Regions from separate parts of the Mus musculus genome. Here region 2 is linked to region 1. Evidence: chromatin contacts called from ENCODE Hi-C or POLR2A ChIA-PET data. All regions are on one chromosome and are shown on one strand. Each heading gives the region's core, a stretch centred on a gene start or an enhancer-like site at or near the end of the contact. The rest is flanking DNA. Distances are from core to core; before and after follow the strand shown. Region 1 overlaps Fars2 (phenylalanine-tRNA synthetase 2 (mitochondrial)). Region 2 overlaps F13a1 (coagulation factor XIII, A1 subunit).

Region 1 (5,115 bases), core at 1,119-3,618:
CCCTCCAGCAATTAACCCACACCCCATCCGGGACAGCTCACTGGGACAAGCTCTTCCATCTGCCTCAGATGGTGAGGGGTGAGGGTTGGGGGGGGGTTCGCCTCTCATGTACTTAAACTTTAAATTTAAATCAAATTTCATCACAGGTACCCCAGTCATACTTTAGAAAAATGTATCTATAGTGTTTGTTGCTATTGCTGGTACTGGGCAGTCACTGTGGTCTTGGAATGTGTCCCCACCACTGAGTAGATAATCCACTCTTGATGGGCAGGCTCTGAAATAATTGCTGTATAGTGTGTCCATCTAGTCCTCAGAGATAGAAGAAGGAAATGGAGGTCTTGCTTCATAGGCAAGAACTCCAAGGCACAAGAGGTCATGCAGGGGCCCTAGATCTCACAGCAAAGAGAACGGGAATTGGAACCAGCTTTCTCTCAACTACAAAGTCAGGTGCTTCTCCATTCTCCCACAGCCTGGCAGCTCTCGGTCCTGTCCTTGGAAGTAACATCGAGCTGTCTCCCTCCCTCCCTCGTCTTGCCGCCCGTGCTTCTTGTCTGGCTTCCACGAGCTTCTGGATACATTGAATGAACTTGCTTTCTCCACTGAGCAGAAGAGTGATAACATGGGGCATCGGGCTGAACCTTTGTCTCTGACAAGCAGGAACTAGTTGACTACAAAGCCAAGGATCCAGCTTTCTCACTCTGTCAGTGGAACTCTTCTGGACAGCATCTTTCTGCACTGAGTAATCTCTGTGTGGATGGATAGGCAGTGTCTGCAGTGCCCACTGGTCATGCCTCGTCTATTCTGGGAGGTGTCAGGCATACCATCCAAGAACACAGAGTAGCTGCTCTGTCACAGATGGAAAAGCAGACTATTGTGGATGCTGTAGGAGATAGGTTTGGGCTGCATGTGAGGAAGGGTTTTATTTCAAGTTCAGAGCTAGTTTGGTTGCCACGGTGAACCCAGTGGTTGTATAATAGAAGTCTTCCCTCCCTCACCAAGACTCTGACCCATTGTTCCTTCTTTCCAGGCGGCTCCATAGCCCTGTACCCCTTCAGAAAATACCCCCCATACTTTGAGCTGGGGGGAGCACTAGTTAATCTTCAAGTAGTTCTGATGATGGTTCACTTTATTACTCTTTCTATTTTGTTTTAAGATATTTATTGCTCAGCTTTTTCACATTAAGACTGACACAAATATGAATATTTACAGGATGCAGTAAAATATTTTGAGCTATGTGTAATGATACAGTAATCAAGGTGCTTGGCATATCCGTCACCTCAGACATTCGTCATCTCTTTGTTTTGAGAACATTTAAAGTCCTCTTGTAGATAATGTAAAATATTCAAAACAGGGTCACTAGCCAGGGTCATCTGCTTTGCCACAGATCACTAGAGCCTGCTCCTTTCACCTTCCATAACTTTGTTGATCTTTCATCCCCACCCCAGCCTCTGGCAGCCCCCGCCCCTATTTTTTTTGTGAGACCAGCTTCTTTAGGCCCCACAAATAAGAGAGAGCACACACTGTGTCCCTTCTGTAATTGTCTTACTCCACTGAGCATAGCATCCTCGGGACCACCCATGCTGCTGCGATGACACCATCGCACCTTTTTAAAGACTGAGTAGTATTCCATTGAGTAAGTGTTCTTGATTTCTTCTTCCATTCACCCCCTGCCGGATGCTTGTGGTAATCTCATATCTTGGCTTTATGAATACTGTGCCAATAAGCATGGGGTCCAGGTCCTCTCAACACCTGTTAAAACCTCCTTTGGATGCATACCCTGAAGGGGATTGCTAAACCCTTTTAGGCATAAGCTTGACAGTCCTTTCACTGATCCAGACTTGACTGTTCTCAATCCCACGCAGCTTTCTCTTTGGTCTAAAGTTAGGAGTCTCGGAGGAGGAGGCACTAAAACAGAATCCCCCTCTGCTGGCTTGTCCCGCTGGCCTGCCTCCTCTCCCCATAGTTCACATGGGATTGCCCATCCTGGTTCTCAGTTTCTGCCTGAGCATCCGGACTTGGGTGGGAGGTGGAATTGGGTAAGCCTTGACGTTCAGAGTGGAGCAGGGAACAGGACCAAGGTGAAAGCAAGTCATGTGTTTTGTTTCCCCTAGTTGGACCCTGAAAGGGGGTGGGGGTGATGTCAGGCTGGTTGGGAGAAGCACAAGATGTTGTGGTATTGGCACAGCAGACCATCCTGAATCACTCAGGAGCAGACAAGGATGGTCACGTATGGCTGCCTGTGTCCAGTGTCTACAGGCAGAATGACCCAGATTTCTTTTTTGGTTTCTTCAGTGTCCAACTCTGTAACTAGACGAATAGCACCATGCCAGTGCACATGGTATCTCCCATGTGCTGACGAGGAGACCCTTAGATATCCCTGTCGCCTGCAGAGTGGCACAGCTGGCTTTACCGCCAAGTGGCTGCCAGCCCTCTTACTGCCAACTGGCCCACTGCTGGATGACAGATTCTCTGTGCTCCTTTCTGTCAAGCTCAGTGCCTGCAAGATGCTTTTTGTTGAATGACTGACTAACGAAGTCTATAAACGAATAGTCCCGGTTGAAAACACTGTAAGGTACTTATTAAAATCTCTGTTTTTTTTAAAAAAAAAAAAGGCAAAATGCCAAGTTCTAGCCAGCAACCACACATTGTACAATCAGCCAGTATTACAAGGCAATGGAAATTGGTTTTTTTTTTTTTTTCATTCTTTTCCACCTTGTCAGCAAAGGGATTTGACCTCCTTAACTGAACAATAGATAATCTTGTTTATTTTTCTCACAAGTAGAAACTGTGGAGTACATGAAAGTGAACTTTGATTTGCCTATGAAGCTCCAGATTATACAGCCGACTCGACTCATCCCAAACGCTGGGCCCTATGGGTTGGACAGAAAGCCATGGCAACCGCCTGCCGCCCAGACCCAGTACTGCACCAGTAGGGAAGACCTCTGTCAGTGCATTCCTTGTCTATGTGTCCTGGTCATCCGGGTCATCCCTGTGTCCTCTCTAAGTCAGACAAGCTTATTCTGTGTCTTGCTTAGTCATTTTAAAACTATATTGCTGCTTAGAGGAAGTTAGATGTGTTCGCTTTCTGTCACTATGAGAAATGCCTGAGAAATGAGGAAGTGTTTATTTGGGCCTGTAGTCTAGAGCCTTCAGTCCATGAGCAATTGACTCGTTAGTTTTGAGCCTGTGGAAGCATGTTAGAGTGGGAGCATATGATCAGAGAGACTTATTTACCCTATGCTGGGTTTGAAAAGAGAAAGAAGGAGCTGCGTGCCCCTTATCTGCCCTCTAGGAACCTGTCCCCAGTAAACTTAAGCACCCTGCTACAGCTTACATCTTAAAGGCCCCACTACCTCCCAGTAACCAGGGCCTTTGGTGAGATTCAGGATCCGAGTCATAGGAAGAGCTCAGAGGTGAAGGGGAGGAGGATGCTTGACAGAGCTCTTGAGTGTGGTGGGAAAGACTGTTCTGAAACCACACTCTCTATGCTTCATTTCTATCCTATTGAAATGAAATTCACATAACATGAAATTAGTCATTTTGAAAGTATACAGTTCAGTGCCATAGGGCAGTTCTCTAGTCTGGATGTCTGGATGTTTCAGACAGTGGGACCATGCAGTGTGTGGTATGCAGCTTCTACTACTTTGGTTTTGAAGTTCACCTAGTTTCCACTCATTGGAATTACATTCTCTGCCTATACTAAATCTGTTAATATCCATCCATTTGTTGGTAATGACTGAACATACAGCTTTTAGGAAAATCAATCTCTCTCTCTCTCTCTCTCTCTCTCTCTCTCTCTCTCTCTCTCTCTCTCTCTCTCCCTCTCTGTCCCCTACTGCCCCTCTTTATGGGGGTGGGGCAGGAATTGAACCTGTGGCCTCATACATCATTGGTAAACTCTACCACTGAACTATAGGCCCTGCCCTCTTTTTCCTTTTCGTTCTGACACAGGGGCTCATGCAGTTGCCAGGGCTGGCCTTGAACTTGCTCTGTAGTTCAGTCGCTCATTGACCTTGTGAACCTTTTGCCTTAGCCTCGCCAGCTACCTGAGGGTACAGACATGATCACAAGGCTCAGCAGCAAACTTTTGTCTGACTTTTAGTTTGAGCAGCCGCCGCTTTCCATTCTCTGGGACATAAACCTAGAAATCATTGGATTATGTAGCAACTCTACATTTAGTGGTTTGGAAACCCACTGCACCTTTTCATAGCAACACACACTATTTCATATCCCTGCCGTGTTGCCTGGCCCTAACTCCACTCCTATAACACTGTCCTGCTGTTCGAACTTGGACAAGTCCCTTCTGCCTTCTGAGCTCACAGCTGTATCTTGGGGACAGTCTGCCTAGTGAAGATGTCAGTCAGAGTGAACTTATGTGTCCAGTGAAAGACTGGGGAGCACTAGGGCTAAAAGGCTGCCGTGAAGGGTGTGATGCAGTAAAGAGCTCTGGTCCAAATCCAAAAGTACCCTCCCTTCAGGGAGTCCTAGTCCTTACATGTTTGGCAATTTGCCACAGCTCCATCAGCCCATGGTTTGCAAGGCAAACCAATCTCTGGGGCTAAACAGACCTAGTTCTTCTTATTACTGAAGTCAATTCATGACTTGGGCTAGGGTGGGGAAGTAAGAAAGGATAGAAGGAAAGCATTTTTCTTTCATCTAAAATGGACTGCTGATGCTAAAGAGGAAGGGACATGCTAGCCTTGCTTGAATATGAGCACCTTGGAGGTGACTCCTTCCTGCATCCCTTGCAGATGGGGGCTCTGTGCCTGGCTAAATACAGGCCCTGCAAGGAATAGCAGAGGGCCCTAGAAACTCCCACTTCCCAAATATGAGCTCAAGGTGGGAGGGGCAAAGACAGAAAAGTAAAATGGATAAGCCAGAGTAGGGAAGAAATGGGAAAATACCTGGGAAAAGAGAATAAGGAGACCCAGGCTCCACTCCCCTTGCTCACTTATGTAGCAGATGAGCAGCTCCGTTATTATATGGGTCCCAAACAACTGGAGCAGAGGCTGTCCCTAAAGCTGTTGCCTGTCTGTGGAATATGTTCCTCTAACTCAGCTGTCTTGTCTGGCCTCGGGGGAAGAAGTGGCACCTAACCCTGCAGAGACTTGATAT
Region 2 (5,115 bases), core at 1,061-3,560, 360 kb after region 1:
ATCCTTGGCCCAGTCAACACAAGGATGCCATGATGAAAGAATTGCCATTGCCATTCTCACTTCAGTGGAAAAACAGACTCTGGGAGGCTCAGTGACTTGGTAGGGTTACATGGGTGTCCTGTGGAGAAAACAGCTTTAAATTCCCTTGGTTGCAGGGCTCATGGTTTGGTCACTGTTGTATAAGGCACTAACTTCTCTGGGTTTCTGTCCAGTGAAGGTTACAGTAATACCTATCTCTCAGATAAGATGATACAAGGGCATTACTAAAATTCCAGTGTTTAATATCTCTCAGCTGCTGCCACTACTGTCAGCATGCTGGCTTCCGCCTCCTCCTCCTCCTCCTCCTCCTCCTCCTCCTCCTCCTCCTCCTCCTCTTGCCTGCAGAATGAAGCTGGAAGGATCTGTCCTCCTAACTACCTCTTTCACATTTACCCTGTGCCTGGTTTATCCATGCACAGCATCTGTAAGAGACTCAGTCTTCTGTGAGCCCATCCATGCTTCAGAGGGATGGACAAAGTATTCTAGCATTTTCCTAACACTTGATGAGGTGACATGTTGCAGGTAATTTTGGACCACGTGTTTGGAACCCTTGTGGGCTTTGTACTTTTAGTGTGTTTGGAGTTCCTGCTTTATGCCATTTATCTTACTTAATTCTCTGAAGTGCTCTCCCACATTGCAGTCCAACAGAGTATTTTCTTACCATCTTTCCAGTACCCCCAACAGCAAGCCCCTTCCTTCCCTTCCTGAGCCCTCCCCATCACTCCCAGTGCATAACTGGCTTCTGAAGGATACAGCTCTGTTTTACTATGTCTCCAGTGTCACAGGTGCCTAGTGCCATTCCCACAGTTTCTGAAATCCGGATCTGTCACAGCTGGGTGATATCTGAGTGGCATTAGGGTGAGCAGTCCCTTTCCCTGGCACATCTCATTGCCTGTTTGGATTTACTTTAACCTTGAAATTAGTGGGGTTAATGGTTAGGGCTTGTGTGATAGTGTCTCATCTATAGTTTTTCCAGTCTTAGCCCTGGACAGTATAGATCTTCTTTCTCAGAAAATGGCCTTGACTCTGAATGTCCAACAGAACCAGAACCCCTGCTTCTGTCATGGAAATTAACTCAAACTGAACCCAATCAACCCTGGTTCCAGTCCTGCCCTGGTCTACTAGCATGCAGAATGAGACCTCTGTAATTCTGCCATGGGGAGTTCAGTTGCTCTCAAAGAATCTTAAAAGATAGAAAAAAAATCCAACCTTTCTAATTAATAATACCCCAAAAGATCAAAAGTATCAGTTTCTTCTCTACACACATTTTATTATCAGTGGTGCAATTAAATTCTATTTTGTGCTGTGGTCTGAACACTTCACAGCTTGGAAAAGCTTCTCCTGAGATCTTGGCAGGGACAAGCCATTGCTTCATAATGAGGTGAACATGAGAACTGTCTCTGGTGGGAAAGGCAGAGATCTGAGCATGGGCACAGGCTCTGCTTACATCCCCCTCAGAGCAGCAAAAGATGCCTTTGCTATGTGGCTAAGGGACATCTTCAAGATCTCTGACTATGGAGAGCCAGTGTGCCTCCTGCTGCTGTGGTCCTTGTGCCCCCAGCTAATGAATTCATGCTCTCAGGGCAAGATGGCACTCCTGGAGTAACCCAAGTGCCCTGTTTTCCTGTTTAGCATTTGTTTCTGACTCTACCTACAGAATTCTGATTCTCCCTCAGCCTCATTTGCATTCTGCCTCTTCAGGCCTGTTGTGCAGACAGTACCAATCACAACAGGTCTATGGTAAGTGACTGCATTTCAAGAACAGAAGAGAGAGAGAATGACATAAACCTCCCTAGAGGTAGAGGGTCTGACATTCTGTTCTTCAATAGGCCCTATACATATTCAGCTTTGCGTGAGCCTCATTGTGGGGTGCTCCATGTACCATCTATACACAACCAGATTTTGAGAAGAAGTGGATGAGGCAATTCTCATTCTGCTTCTGTAACTGGACTGCTGGGGTTAGAGACCTAGCTCTCCATCTTGATGATGATGCGATCTTGCACGAGTTTTACAGCCCTTCTGCACTTCAGTTTTCTCACATATAAAGTAGAAACATTTGTACTGCTTACCTGTAGGTTTTATTGAGTGTTGAAAGCTCAGTTATATATGTGATACTTTGATAGCAGCTGCCAGGGTCCAGTATATAAGCAAGCAGAGCAGCCATATTGAATGCCACACAATAGCCATTAGCTTAAAAAGTGGTTCATAAGAAACAAAGCTCATCTCTCACTCCTGCCCAGTGTCCCATCTCTGGGGCCACTTAGATTACTTGGTTACTTTAGGATACTTCATGTTAGGAGGATTTATACTGATCACTCAGTCTTTTCAGAGACAAATGCTCTCCAGACACCAGGGAAGTTATTTAAGGCCACATCCAGGTGGCATATAATACCACTCTCCAAGGTGACCACTAGATGCTTGGCTTCCAGTGCTTGGAAGGGGTCTTGGTAAGGCTGTCTACTGATGCCACCAGAAGCTAGCCTACGCTGCTGAGAAGCAGGTAACCCACTCCCCTGGCTTTCCTTTACCAGTCCCCATGAGCAACTTGAGAAGAAATACCCTGTACTACCTGGACAACCAACTCTGTGCTCTCTGTACAACTAAAGCCATGATCCAAGTGGGAAAAAACAAGCCATGGTGACAGAAGCCAGAAAAATGTGTCATCTTGGTATGTGGGGTAGACTGTGAACAGGATAAAGGCAGGAAGGAGCTCTCTGAAGACCTGGGGATCCTCTATATTTTCATCTAGCTGGTGCTTATAACGGCATATGTATATTCAGCTACTGCTCCCCAGCTCTACACTTCAGCTTGCACATCCTACTGCATACAGTCACACCTCAGTGAATGACATTACTGCCCCAGATGCAGAAGGGACAGTGTAGGTAGTTTGTAAGCCTGACCCACTTTATTCTGAAGACACAGAGAGTTCTGAGTCTCTGTCTCCATCACACATCTTTATCTTCCTCCACAAGTGTGTTTATACCACAGGTTATATTTATATCTGCAGTCACATCTATATATTTAAATAAGGAGAGGAGTGTTATATGCATGCGACTATATATAGAATATTTTACTTCTTTCAAAGAACAGGAAGATCCTAGCTCCATTATGTCTTTTGGACACCCCCTCCTCCCCCCACACATGCACACACAATCTGGCTACTGACTAAGCACTTTGCCCTCCTTTTTTGTCTGAGATGAGATGTTCACTGACCTTGATGGTGATCTTGGGGATAGTCAGTATTATGGACTTTTGTTTGGCCAGGACATCCCTGGACTCGTTGATGCGTGCCGTGACGAAGAAGTGCAAGAAGCCCTGTTCTAGAAGGTGGCTCATGTACTCGCCCGCTCTGACCAGCACCTCCTTTTTCTTGGCTGAAGGGAGGAAAAACCAACAAGGCGGACATCAAGACCTGGACGAGATGGCATATGGCTCACTTGCCCTCTCCCATCCTCCCCTCATTAGCACACAAGTCACCAGGAAAAACAGCAAAAGACAGATACAAGGAGTCAATCAGGGACAAGCTCTCCTGTCTCATGGGTGAAGAAAGAATACACTGGAAATGTAATAGTCAGTGGGGTCTTACTACAGAAAAGAGTTGTCAAACTTTCGAAGCATTGTGTTTGCTGCTGTAAAATGGAAAGGGTAAACAGAGATATTAAAGGTGAATCCTAGGAGCTTCAACCTTGCAGGCTCTGACCTGAGCCAAGGCAATCCCAAGATGGCAGAAAATGAGCATAGAGTGCCCTCGCTCCTCTTTGTGACTGGAGAGACCTCTGTGTGGAAACCTTACTGCTAGCTTTCAGGGTAGAGAATAAGCCCTGCAGAATGGCATGGAGGATGGGAAGTAGTCTCATTCCTCTTTCAATCTCCATGGGGGCTGAGGATGCAGAGTTGTATCTGTAGCCTGGGTCCATTTGCTCACTCTGTGACTCCATTTCCCATAGCCCAGGATTCTAGAGCCCAAAGGACAGTTCTGTAGGCTGAGCCCAGGTATGTATGTCCTTAGAGACAGTGCATTTTGTCCCTTGATGTTTCCAGGGATAATAATAAACAGTGGTCTTCTGGTTTTTCTTAGGGGAATGTGTTTGGCTACTAGGTTTCTTTAGGGCAGCAAGACTTGTGCATCTTCTTTGTACCCATCTTTGCAGGGGTTCTTATCACCACTTATAGTCTCAGCCCCAGGGCTCCCTTCTTCTTGGAGGCAGACCATTCTCTCAATCACAGCACTGAAGAAATGGGACTGTGCACCAGAGCCCCAGAGAACACTGCTCCTGAAATAGTCCATTATATAAGTGCCATGTTGTGCCACCGCACAAGAAATTGTTCTAGATAAAGTTTATTAAACGCGGCAAGAGAAGGAGGAATAGATTTTCACTGTATGAGTGGTGGAGATGGGAGGTTGCCAACATCATTTATGGTGTCTGGGGAAAGCCAAGGGAGACACAGGCTGGAGCTGCCTCATCTCTTCCAAAAAGCAAAGGCAACTAAATATAGCCAAGTGACAATGATAACACCTTTGAAGGTACTGGTTGGTTTAAGTTATTCAAATCTCCCAAGCTGACTCTAGCCTACACATTCCCTTTAATCACCAATCTGAAGTCTGCTCACATTCTCCTTAGAAAACTTTACTTGCAGTAGAGGCACTGCAGGATGCTTGCTTAGGGTCAGACATGTGTGATTTTGCAAAAGACTAGGATTGACTTCAGATTGCAACATGCGTTTTATTGCATGCAATTGATGCCACCTACCTACATTAATTAGTAAATTTGCAAAAGAAGAATGAGGTTCTAATTCCCTTGAAGTGATCTGGGACAAGCCCTGAGTGGTCTGACTGATGGAGCTGTATTAAAATCAACTTGGGCTTAGGTTTGGTCCCTACATGAATTGACTCAATTGAGAAATACATTACATCATTTTAATCCATTAACTCATATAGAGTTATCCCCTCATTTTTAATATTTGCAGGGGAAAGGTTTATTTTGGATACAATCCGTCATGATGCGGAAGGCCCAGGAGCAAGCGTGAGGCTGTCATGTCTGGTTGTGTTGCTTCTACAGCCAGGGAATGGCTTGA

What was found. Hi-C counts contacts between places; a loop is a spot of excess contacts on that map. ChIA-PET counts read pairs that join two places held with the same protein, here RNA polymerase II (POLR2A).
Region 2: a loop to region 1 is called in a map of left cerebral cortex, with 13 times the contacts of the local background. The contact joins two enhancer-like sites. A Hi-C loop is called at or near these places in 1 of 37 maps with a recorded cell type or tissue (left cerebral cortex). POLR2A ChIA-PET finds 5 or more read pairs at or near these places in 1 of 5 experiments (Patski).

What each region holds. Positions count from the first base shown.
Region 1 is chr13:36,531,288-36,536,402 of GRCm38, forward strand. All of the region lies in intron 6 of Fars2 (phenylalanine-tRNA synthetase 2 (mitochondrial)), which reads left to right. Among named protein-coding and RNA genes, the nearest start is that of Gm46409, 79 kb to the right of the region's middle. Within about 2 kb of position 2,369, at least 2 of the 3 ENCODE cell types and tissues checked have a DNase peak (open chromatin) inside an H3K27ac peak, as active enhancers do; they include left cerebral cortex, where a contact is called at or near this core.
Region 2 is chr13:36,889,554-36,894,668 of GRCm38, forward strand. F13a1 (coagulation factor XIII, A1 subunit) reads right to left here. Exons shown (of 15, transcript NM_028784.3): 13 at 3,253-3,413. All of the region lies in intron 2 of Gm30489 (a long non-coding RNA gene), which reads left to right. Among named protein-coding and RNA genes, the nearest start is that of Gm30489, 68 kb to the left of the region's middle. Within about 2 kb of position 2,311, at least 1 of the 3 ENCODE cell types and tissues checked has a DNase peak (open chromatin) inside an H3K27ac peak, as active enhancers do; it is left cerebral cortex, where a contact is called at or near this core.